Linked DNA regions of Homo sapiens: region 1 is linked to region 2. A link is an interaction called in ENCODE POLR2A ChIA-PET data of the cell type or tissue named here. Cell type or tissue: Panc1. All regions are shown on one strand. Each heading gives the region's core, and the rest is flanking DNA. Links, peaks and the distances in the headings are about the cores only.

The links. Peaks named below come from ENCODE experiments on the same cell type or tissue, not always from the same donor. Only the 100,000 strongest peaks of a DNase experiment are listed, where the experiment ranks them.
Region 1: POLR2A ChIA-PET joins it to region 2 with 5 read pairs; 1 of 35 experiments calls an interaction of 5 or more read pairs at or near these places.

Annotation. Positions count from the first base shown.
Region 1 is chr6:55,847,880-55,854,157 of GRCh38, forward strand. The region is part of intron 1 of BMP5 (bone morphogenetic protein 5); the gene reads right to left. Among named protein-coding and RNA genes, the nearest start is that of BMP5, 25 kb to the right of the region's middle. In Panc1, for the core only: no CTCF peak of the experiment used is centred there; no DNase peak of the experiment used is centred there; H3K4me3 peaks cover 54 bases; H3K27ac peaks cover 4,659 bases.
Region 2 is chr6:55,522,017-55,528,294 of GRCh38, forward strand. All of the region lies in intron 3 of HMGCLL1 (3-hydroxy-3-methylglutaryl-CoA lyase like 1), which reads right to left. Among named protein-coding and RNA genes, the nearest start is that of HMGCLL1, 54 kb to the right of the region's middle. In Panc1, for the core only: no CTCF peak of the experiment used is centred there; no DNase peak of the experiment used is centred there; H3K27ac peaks cover 1,130 bases.

The DNA of each region.
Region 1 (6,278 bases), core at 672-5,671, 330 kb after region 2:
CTTTTACTCCTATAGCTTTTTCATATAGATCACCAATATTGTTAAGGATGCTTTTAACTCTACTTCAATTAATTTTCCTTAAAAGGATAATTAATTGGATTTTAATTTGTACAGTTAATCTTTTAAGCCATTATTTTAAAAACAACTTTTTAAAAACTTCTATTTACTTTCCTAGTCAAAACTGCTGGTGTAGCCTAAGTTACATTTAGACTTCCCTGTGTGAGGTCAAAAGTTTCTACTTTCAACCAGAATGCTTCTTTGTGTATATTTCTATAACACTGCCTGTAAAATATTCTGTTTGTTGTTCTGTTTCCTGGAAGACCACCCTAATGTATGAATAAATATCCTGCAAAAATTCAGCTGACTCCTGGTTTCTGGTTGACCAACAGCTGTCACTTTGGTATAATCATTCAAAAGCCAAAAGAATGCAAATTTGTAAACAAAGAAAACACTGTTTCCCAGTCACTACACTTGATTCCCTATCTTTTCCATTTAGTAATAACACACAAAATTTAGATGAGTGATATACTACTTATAATTCAATATATTCATATTATTCATATATTCAATATATACATACATTTATACACATACATGTAAGTCTAGCTACGATATGATAAATGGTATCACAATGAAAAGAAAGTTCTTGTTTATCTCATTTGCTGCTGTAACCTCAGGGTTGAAAACACTGCCTAGCAAGTAGTTAGAGGTTAATAAATATTTATTGATGACTGAGGAGTTGGGAGTTTATGCTGTGGTCCGTGGATGATCATAGTTGGTTTTGTTGCAGAAAGATAATATCATCTCCTGGTTTTCAACTTCAGTCTCTATGTGATCTTTAGTCTCTGTCAGCCCTAAAATGCTATGATTCTAAATATGAGCCAGGTATCAGGTGGGACAAAGGATGCAGCAGGAATCATTTTTCCCTTATCTCCAGTCATAAAATCAAAGACTGCAGGATTAGACCAGCTCTTACAATTCATTTAGTCCAAATATGATCCTTTCTAAATCTTACCTAAGAAATTAGGCTGTCACTGGTTGAACATATTCAGTAACAGAGAATAAACACACTTCATCTCTGAACCACTGTGACTGTTATTAAAAATGGGATTACCATTAATTTAGCTCTATTTTAGATTATGTCTAATCACACTTCTATGCAAAAGCAATTCAAATATTTGAAGATAACAATTAGCCTCATTGCATTTTTTTCTTCTTGAAGCTAAATGGTCCATCATTTATTCTTTCAATCAATATTTGTTGTGACCCTTCTGTGTTTCAGGCACACTGCTGTGGTCTGGGGCTATAGGAGTGAAGAAAAGAGGCAAAGTCCCTATCCTTATAGAGTTCATATTCTACCGGAGAAAACTGTAACAGCAAGAACTAAGACTTGTTGAATATATAAATAATATCAGGTGCTGATAAAGGTCTTCTTATGTATGTGCGTACCTACACATGAACATACATATATGCAGACATGTGCACACATATACCAGGGTAAGTGAATAGAGAGTAATATGAATGCTATTTTACATAAGATGATTGAGGAAGAAATCTCTGAAAAACTGGCAATTTACTAACATGAGAGTAAGCAACACACATAGATTGGAGAGGAATATTTAGGCAGTGTGAATGGCAGGTGCAAAGGCCCTGTGGAAGGACACTGTCTTATTTAAGGAAGAGCAAAAGGAGCAAACTAAAGCAGAGTGAGCTGCAGGAAGAGTTAGGAAAAATGTAAAAGGGCTAGCCAAAATAGATATTATTTAGGGATATGTAGAACAGAGTGAGGAGTTTGAATTTTATTATATGTAAGATGAAAAGCTTTTAAAAGATTTCCTTCAAGCATTCCTAATATATAATTTAGAACACCCTCACACCCTGCATTTACCTCCTATGAACATGTTAAACTTTCTCTATATATTTATTAAATTATGGAGACCAGAAGTGAATGAAAATCATCCTAGATTTCTCTGATCAACATGTAGATGAGGACTATTTCTATCCTACCCTTGATAATCTATTCTACTAATAAAACCTAAACTTACAGTACATTTTCTGGTGGACCTATCAATTTGTTTCCTCTGAAACTTGTGCTTAAACAGCATTTTGAAGTCCTTTGCATACATAGTATCTTTCAAGGTCTATCAGGGCCATACTTTTTTAGTTTTTGACCAAGAACAGCACTTCATGTTTATCTCTAATACATCACCTTTCCTTGAAAAATCTGGATTCAAATCTCAGGTGTCATCTACAAGTTGCACAACCTTTACCAAGTTACTTGACTTTTAGCTTTTATTCATCTGTAAAATAGGGATTAATCATAGTATTTATATTGTAATTTTGTTGTTGAGGATTATATGAGCTAATACATATAAATCGCTTAGACATGCCTGGCAAATGTCAAGTAGAACATAAATATTTACCTGATAGAAAAGTTTATGTGTGTATTTATAGATAGGTAGTTAGGTAAGTAGGTAGATAGATAGATAGATAGATAGATAGATAGATAGATAGATCGATAGATATAGATAGATAGATAGATTAGAGGTAGATAGATAGATCCCTACCTAGGATATATTTAATATCCTTAATCAGGGATGCTGGGCCCCAGTGATATATACATACCTTATATATTCACACCACTGCTCAAGTTATTACTTTATCCCACAAAGTTCCTCTGTCACAAATTTTATCCAGTGTAAGCCTTACTTTGTGCACATTTTCTACCTTCTGCCTCCTCACAGTAATCCTTTCCTCTTCTGGCAAAGCATTCACAGTAATGCTTATTTGATAAAGGCACTGCCATTCATCATAAGCCATGTCTGTCTTTTATTAGAAATTCTTTCATCAAATATTTATTTAGCATCAACTAAATGTGTATCTGCAGGCTGTTTAGCATAGTGATTAAGAAAGTAGGTTCCAGTCCCATCTTCTTAACTCATTAGTTGTGTAAATGTGGGCCTCTCCAAACCTCAATTTCCTCATTGCAAACAGGAGATAATAAACAGTTTACCTTACAAGATGTAGAATGCTTTAAGTGATGAAATGTTTGTATACCATCTAGCATTTTCTGCACTGCATAGCAGTTGAATGGTAAAAGATAGCTACTACCAAAGTTACTGTTTTGATCTAACAGACTGAATTTCTTAAAAGCAGTTTTGTGTATCCTACTTTATATTCCTTAGAGCAAAGAGCATAGTGGCACAAAATATTAGTGTTGTGGGTTTTTTGTTTTTGTTTTGTTTTGTTTTGTTTTGCTTTTTTTTTTTTTTTACTTTAATAGAATAAGGAAAAGAAAAGCTATTTATCATTTTTTTTCTCTTAATTTTCTTCTCCCCATTCTAAGCAGCTAGACAGGTCTCTGTGCTATTTTTTCTTTCAGTGGATGATTGCGCTTTAAAACAGAAAACAGAGCTTACTTGTACACAACTTCCCTTCCTGGCTTCTTTCAGTCCTATGACAATGTCATGGAGTGAGGAATACGCTATGTATGTCACAGGAGAAGGGAGAGAAGCTAATGCTTTTAAGGGAGATAGGCAGGAGCAGTAGACAAAGCAAGACTAGAGCGGTTGTCCAGAGCCAGTTCTCCCATGGAGGCAGGTGGTAGTACCTCTGGAAGAAGTGTGGAAAGCTGGCTTCCACCCCAGGGAATATTACTAGAACATTTCTGGAGAGAGGAATAGGCAGTAGAACCACTGAACTGCAAAGGAATCTGTGGACTTGGAAAATAAAGTGAACTTCTGTTTTTCTTAACAAAACTTTATAGCATGATTTAGGCCATGTGCAAGTATAACTTCGGTAAAAATAAAAATCAACTTAAGAGGATTAAGTATTACAAAAGTACTTTTAAATTTTAAACACTTGTCATGGCCACAGTGTTAATACTCTGATTAGATGTCATAGAAAGCACCTGATAATAAAAAAAATCTACATTCCCTCTAGTAAATCACAGAAAAGATTCCTTAAAAGGTATGAAAAGCATCCTTTTAAGTATGGGCCATGTCAGATGTTGGGAAGTTTATTTTATTGCAAAGGTATCTTGAGTGAATGACTCTGCAAGAAAGTTGAAGATCCTTCTCATTTTTCAGTAAATTTAGAAGGAAATTGTATTAGCCCAAATTTTCATGCCTCCTATTCTATCCCCCCAAAGTATTGTTTTTATATGCCAAGCACTTATTAGTAAAATGAATTTATTTCTGTTAGTATATCTATCTACTCTCATGATATTAAAATCTATCCAATTCAGGAAGCATGCTATATACAATTTGTTCTATTATAGCAATATATAAAATATTAAAATATTTAGTAGGGCTTTAAAATGTACATTAAAATTTGGTAGGAAAATTACTAAACTTGCTGTTCCACTAGTTCTTAGCTGATTTTTATTTTAAGATGAGTTTTTTTTGTATATTTTTGTGACGATCCAAGAAAGATTCAGTTAAGACTTTCAGATTGATAGTAAATCTATATGCAAATAGAAAGACAATATTTCATCTCTCTTTTCTCATTCAGAAAATTGTGTCACAACTTATTTATACAAGTTTTTATTTATATAAAATTTAGTCATGAAAATCTTACATGTTCTTGTTAAGAATTCCAATTAAACTTTTCACACTATTATTTTGGTGTTTTTTTCTACTTCTACTGTCATTGGTATGTAATATTTTCATCATAGTCTCTGAGTGCTCTTTACATAGAAGAAATCCATTGTGTTTTTATTTTTAGTCTTATTTCTGCTCTCTTAGTCATACCAATTAATTTTAGTATGTTTTCAGTTGATTCCTAAAGAAAGCAATATTATCAACTGTATACAGTTAAAACTTGTAGCATTTCAAACTTCCAGACCTCTGTTAATTATTGATAGTGATAACCAGTACACTAGTTTGGTTTGCTGTCATTCTTCTGTTGTTTATTTTGCCTTAATTTGGAATTTCATTAGACATAATTTTATTATTAAAATATTTGTTGCTGGCCAGGCGCGGAGGCTCACGCCTGTAATTGCAGCACTTTGGGAGGCCGAGGTGGGTGGATCACGAGGTCAGGAGATCGAGACCATCCTGGCTAACGCGGTGAAGCCCCATCTCTACTAAAAATACAAAAATTAGCTGGGCATGGTGGTGCCCGCCTGTAGTCCCAGCTACTCAGGAGACTGAGGCAGGAGAATCACTTGAAACTGGGAAGCGGAGATTGCAGTGAGCCGAGATCGCACCACTGCAACTCCAGCCTGGGTTACAGAGGAAGACTACATCTCAAATACATAAATAAAATAAAATAAAATAAAATAAAATAAAATAAAATAAAATAAAATAAAATAAAATAAAATAAAATAAAATAAAATAAGATAAAATACAATAAAATAAAATTTGTTGCTAATTTGTGATAGATATTATTTATCATATGAGTAAATTATCTTTCTATTCCTAGCTCTCTCTCTGTCTCTCTCCCCCTCCCCCTCCCCCGCTTTCTCTCTCTCTCTCTCTCTCTGACTCTCTTTCCTTAATAGGAAACAGAATCAAGTTTTATTGCATGCCATTAATCTCCTATTAACATCATTGCTGTACCAAGGTTAGGTGGTTAGAGCAAGCCCCTCTGGGTTCAGGAAAGAAAAAGATTCACTTTCTGTAGAGGATTTAAAAACAGTAATACAACCAACTATTAGTCATTCTGCTTTTTATTATCCCCATGCCTCCAGCAATTCTAAACAGTGTCAATGACAAAATATTCCTCCCAGAAAAAATTTGTGTTGAGCAAAGTTTTAAAAATTGCTGTTGCAACTGCTGTATTTTCATAATATGTATGTAAGTTTCCAATTAGCACATTTTTATTATTTATCCTTTAATAAACATTGTATTCCATGGAAGCTAATGTAGAGAACTGCTGGTTATACAGTCAAACCCGATACACATGGGGTGAGTAAGAACTGAAGTACGGTTATATTTTTTCTTTACGATCACTGTGCTATCATTGTTTATATCAAATCTACTGTTTGCTTGCAGGAATATGTAGTACCTCATGACTTAGAGACACAAATACTACCCTAAGTAAGCTCAACCAATTTCAAAACCATTATATACTTCAGAATTTTTTACCAAATATAATATTGTTTTATTTTATTTTTTGTAAGGATATTTTAGCAAACATTTTCAAATGTGAAAACTCTGGAAAACCACAACAAATCCAAAGAAACAATGACAGACTGCATTATAATTTCTGAAATTGATGGAGAAAAAGGTTTCTATGAATTTCTAACCAATTTCTTTGTGTTTAAGACATTTTCT
Region 2 (6,278 bases), core at 706-5,705:
AACGGAGAAAGTTTGAGTGGTCTAGGCAGAAGATCAAACCAGCCACAACATTCCCCTAAGCCAAAGCCTAATCCAGGGAAAGGCCTGATGCTCTTCAATATTATAAAGGCTGAGATTGGTATATTATTGATATATTATTTATATATACTCATATATTTGTATGATAAATTATTACTTTTTAGTGTATTGTAAAAGAAAAACATTTAATAACCCTAAACTTAAAGGATACTGTTTATTAAAATACTCCAAAAAGTTATAGGGTGAAATTTTTTATAGGAATTAATTTTTAACATTTTTCAAAGTATACAATTCTTTCATTTTCAAGTCCCACAAAATTAAAGGTAAAAATACCTATCACCCTTTACTTCTCTTCAAAATGACAGTTAGAGAAAATAGAACTTTCACTGAGTAAAGTTTACTCAGTTCCAACTGATAACATGCAATGTGGGATGTTCAATAAAGTGAAATAAATATTTACTTTAAATGGAAGTACATAAGGAACTGAGAGTTCCTATTCATTTTTTGACAAGAGTTGACTCCTATTCATTTAGATTTTAATCAGTGATTAACTCCCCGCTGCACCGGCCCTGAACAAATGCAGTTACAAAGCTACTCCATGTACAGGTCTCTAAATTCCAGAGCTGCATTTGTAATACACTTTTTATATGTAATTCTCTCATACCCATTTATGATACATGTCATTTCTATGTTTACTATTTTAACTTAATGAGAGATTAGTCCACTATAAGTTTGCAAACTACAGAAGAGGAGAATGTTTTGGGTGGTTCTGTATTACCATAGAAATTATTCAGTGTGTTTTTGTAGCTCTGCTGAAGATGAGAAAATTTAACTGTGTGATGGGGTGGAAATATTAAAAGTTTAAGTTAGCACTGTTGTTAAGTGACAGAAGAGTTCAGAGGAGGATCTAAAATTCATGTGAGAAAAAAATACAAAGATATTTTTACAGTGGTATCTTTACAATGATATCTACAAAATTATATAACTTGACCACCTCTCTTAGAACTAGATCTTGTAACCTAAATATAGGACTCTATATTTTGTACCCTTTTCCCTGACCTGGTCAAGTTGATATGACTGAGTCAAGCATCACCAGTAAGTGAGTCTCAGCCATTGTCCTGTCTCCACTCCACCTATCTGATAAAGGGCTCAAATTGTTTCCCTACCTTGCCCTCTAACAAGAGAGATTTTATGCTTTGTAATAGTGTACTAGGTAAGAAGCTAGCTGAGAAGTCCTAGGTAAACAAGGAAGGCATAGCCAGAAAATCTAAATAATCTAAACAGTCATGATATTCGGGAAGGACAGCCTGGGATTTGAAAGGTAAGCTTTACTGGCAAATTGCTTTGACTGCTCTATAGCAGTGAAACGGTGTGAGATGAGAAGAAAAAAGGGGAGTTATACAAAGTATTGCTGTGATGTATACAGCGGTTCTCCTGCAATGGTCTTCAAGTAACACATGGCGATTGGAATACCATTTAATTCCTTAGGTTGCTATATTATATTTTTTTATGTACAAATCCAGGCCAGACTCTGCCAATTGGGAGAGCTCACAATTGCTGCACTCTTTCAGAATGTTGGTGTAAATATTCTCATACACTGAAAATATATAAAACCCAGTATATCATATAAGATATAGTACACAATTTTACCTCATATTACAACTCACTGTAGAGTAGAGCAAGAGTGCATATTCACCATGTTAATGTCCTACACTAACTGGCACCAGAAGTATGTAAATAGTTAAGGAGAAACAAAATTCAAAATGTATACAACCAGAGGCTAGTTTGTGCAAAATTCTTCCAAACATTATATACATACTGTTGTAAGGAAATGAATCTGTTTTCATCCATGTGAAATCAAATGGAAATTTTCATCTATCAAAAATATATTCCATATAACAATTATACTGTGCATGTTTCTATTTTTAATTGCATAAAATTACAAAAATAGAATATATCAAAATTCCTCCGTGTGAAGTGTGCAAAACTGTAGTAGTTCTTCTAAAATAAAGACTATATCTGCGTACAAATTTACATATATCAAAGTATTAGATTACATCTTAACACATTACTAATAATGAATTATTAAACTGAAAGATTTTTCTAACCTATAAATAAAGTTTTATTGACAGTGCTAGAGAAAAGACTGAATTATCTGTCTACACTCTCCATAGAAAACATCATAGTGTTGACCTTAGAAAGAGACGAACAAAGAATGTATAGTCACAAAATAAGAGAAAAAGCGTATTATGAATTAACCTCAGATGCTCACTTAAATTTTTAAAACTAAAATTTTATTTTTCTGAATTTTGAGATATTTGTAATATGTGTTAACTTTTAAAATTTTAAAATTTCATAAGTTCTTTTTTCTCATTTAAAATTAATATTTATTTTCCTATATAATGTTGTATTTGGCATTTATAGTCTTTAAAAAAAAAAAAAAAACGGGATCCTCCAAATTGATGTATTCAGTATCTAAAGTTCCCTACAAGTGGTTGGCCATATATCTCCTAGTGATTTGCAGATCTCACCCAGAGACAGACAGGTGGCCCTAAACCATCCAGACATATCAATTAGCAAGAGCACAAACAGTTGCTTCACTTGAAGTAATAGGGCATAGATAGTGGTAAATGACTCTCAAACTGAATGATCCCAGAGACTGGCTCAAACTTTGCATTTTGCCAGAAACGCGATCCTTGAAGACAAAAGAACCTGAGGCATATCTAATGATTGTCCCTTGGAAAATTTCATATTTCCTGGTTCCAGTGTTTGTGATGAGGGACCTTGACAGATGCAACAAGGCTAAACTTTACAGCACTTTCTGAGGCACTGAATAGGAAGTAAAATAACCAAGAAAAGGAAAAGAGGAATAAACTGTAACAGCATGGGTTTTTGAGTAGTGTAATTAATACTAATTACTATTACTATTAATTAATAGTAATAGTAATAGTAATTAATATTATCTGTTATAGAAGTACAAAAAATGATCAAACAGAGTAAAAATTGAGGAATAGTATTTAAAGGCTCTTCCTGACCCCAGCAACTTCCATGACCTCATCATCATTCAAAGACAGCTCTGCCACTGTTAGCATAAATCTTTCCCTTACTTCAATCCACAGACTTGGTCTATGCTGGTCTATGCGACACCCACCGGGATATGGAATCAGAAAACTAAAAAAAGAATTCTAGAGGGCCTTAGAGGCATAATGAAAAAAAGGATCACTTAGAGATCCTCTAAATGTTTAGGCTCTAAAACAGAGTTAGGGTATAAGATATTTGAAAAGGGGGATTTTTAAAGTCCTATGGTAGGATATGAAATTAGGTCCCTTCAAATATTCTAAATGAAGCATGAGTGAAGATTGGAATGACTTAATTATTTTGACATTTTGAGCATGCTTTCGTATATGAAAGGATAGCATGGGGCTCCAAATTTTATTTTAATTACATCTAACTGAAATAATTAAGGCCCTTTATCTTGTTAACTAAGCCAGAGTTACTGAGACTCAAAGCTGGAACTCTCTTAGAAAACCCACTTCCACCAAGTGGAACCGACTCAGTATGTGTCATTTACTGAAGGGTCCAGTGTGCTTAGAGCTGTGCTTCCAAATACTGGCCTGAGGACTGCCTAGGTCAGAATGATCTGGGACGACTTTTAAAATGCTTATTTCTATATTCTGTATTGGCCCCAATGAACCAAAAATCTCTGAGACTGTAAACTGGAAATCTGCACATTCAGTAATTTCCTCTGCTGCTTTATATGCATGGTTTAGAAAAGTCTGCAACTCCTCCCTGCGGTGAGGAGTAGAAGTTTTGGAGTAGATTCCTGTGTAACCCACATAGACCCTACAAAACAGATTTTTTTTGCTGTGCTTTACAATGAGCATTATTATGGTCCAGAGTACTGTGGTCAGGTCACACTAATCCCAACTTATTGGACTCTAAGAAATGGATGTCACCTTGGATCTGACATCCATGACCAATATACAACCAAGGAAAGCCTTATATTAAGGTTATCCTTACCCCCAGCTGGAACTTCGTTATCATCTTCTTACTACTGAGATTCCAGAATAATTTGCAGCTAAGCCTTTGAAGGTCTGGAGGACTCCAGACCCCTATTTTTTCTTAACAGCTCACCTCACTCTTATTGAAGTGCTCCCAGCTTGCCTTTGATGATAGCAAAATGTCTGCAGCATTATGCCCACTATTTCAGGTCTCTGATCCTTTACATTATTCCTTCTGCCTAAAAATCTTTTTCCCTTTTTTATCTAGTTAATTGATTTCATTTTTCCAATATTCAACTCAAAAATTCCTCTTACATGACATTCTCAATAACCAACTTGACTTAGATGTCTCTATACTTCCTAACTTGCTTTGTATTATCTATCATTGCTCTTATCAAATTTTGTATAATTTTTGATTCATGCATCACTTTCCATTATTAAATCATTAGCTCTTTAAATACTTTGCATGAAATAAGATTTAATAAATGATTGTTGAATTGAATTGACATTTATCTCCCTTGGTTTTAGCCCTTTATTCTAATTCGAATTCACTTTGAATTCAATCCACTTTGAATTGTGATTTTTTTCCCACTAATTCTTCTACTATTTTATTGTTAATAATGATGGTAATAATGGTAAAAGCACATTTACTTTATGCTGAGTTACATGTTAAACCTATGGGTATTTAATTCTTTATGTGGTATCCTTTTACAAATTTTTAACAACCTAATAAGAGACTCCTTTCTAAATTGCAATCACTTCAGGCCCATAAAATGGGGATTCACCTCTGAATAAAAATAAAATTAGGCTTTCCTTATTGAAGTAGGAGCAGAGGGCCTAGAGTTCACTGGTTTGGCCTCCCTCAAGCCAACCTTGCTGATTCCCAACCTTGTTGATTCCCAACCTTGTTGAAGTCTAACATCAACAGAACTAGATAGTGATATTAGAAATAAAGGTCACCCAGTTAGTGAGTGCAAAAGCTGGGCAGGGACCCAAGTCTATCTGACTGCAAAGCATGTTCTCTAATACCTCCTTGATAAACACATCTTCCATATCTTCTACCTTCTATATCATCCATATCTTATCTTTTCTATATCTTCATCTTAGTCACTACTAAAGATTGTGTGCATCAGAATATCAAAGGCAGAGCTCCTAGAGAGAACTCACCTTCAGGCTGAACAGTCTTGTGGCATATTTTATCATCTAGCCCAATATCTCTCAAACTGAATCCATCATCAGCATTATTTGAGGTACTTTTTAAAAATACAGATTTCTTGGACATATTGGTACAGATTCTAATTCTGTTCTCCTGTAAGAGCCAGGAATCTATAATTAACAAAACTTCTCAGGAGATGTTAGAAATCCTAACAAGTTTGGGAATCAATAAGGTTGGCTTGAAGGGGGCCAAATTAGCACATTCTAGGCCTTCTGACCCTACTTCGATAAAGGAAAGCTAATTGTATTTTTATTCAGAGATGAATCCCCATTTTGTGGTCTTGAACCTAAAGCGACTGCAATTTAGGAGGGGGCCTCCTTAAGAAAAAGAACACAAAAATATCTATTGAAAATTTCGTTAAAACTTATAACAGATGATGACACTGATAAGACCTCTCCTACAGCCTAGAAGGGACCTCAACAAATCTTTTATGGTGACTTTCTTGTCTATATCATATATTGAAGTTCTACATAAAGTTTTACCCATGACAAAAAAGAAAAAAGTTTCACTGATAAAAACTAAAGTTTGGAAAAATACCAGTTTTGGTAAAATTTCATATCTTGCTCAGAGAAATATCAACAAGATAGTCAAGGATATTTTTTAAATACTCCAGAAATACTATCAGCAAACAAGTGAGGTCAGTTTGGTATGTCTTTTTATTGGTACATCCATAAGATTTCCGAGTACATCTCATGTTCATAAATTCTCTGTTTAATCAACTATCCTAAATTTTGCTAGGAAAAGACTTAAACTCATGGACCTATAAGCCCTCATTTTTCCTTTTCACTAATATAGATTGCTAAATAATTTTAAAAATATATTTTTGAAGGATACTTTGCTTTCTTTGCCCCACCACCAACTCTATCGATAATCCAGGACAATATTCATTATCTCTTCAAAATGAGCGGATAATGTCAGAAGCTATCTGTCTACAATCTCCAGTAGCTGGATTAGACATAACTGACAGTATTACTTTCTATATGCAGGCGTACAACAGGAAAGAGACATAGAGCATGCAATTTCTTCAACACATGCCATCGATT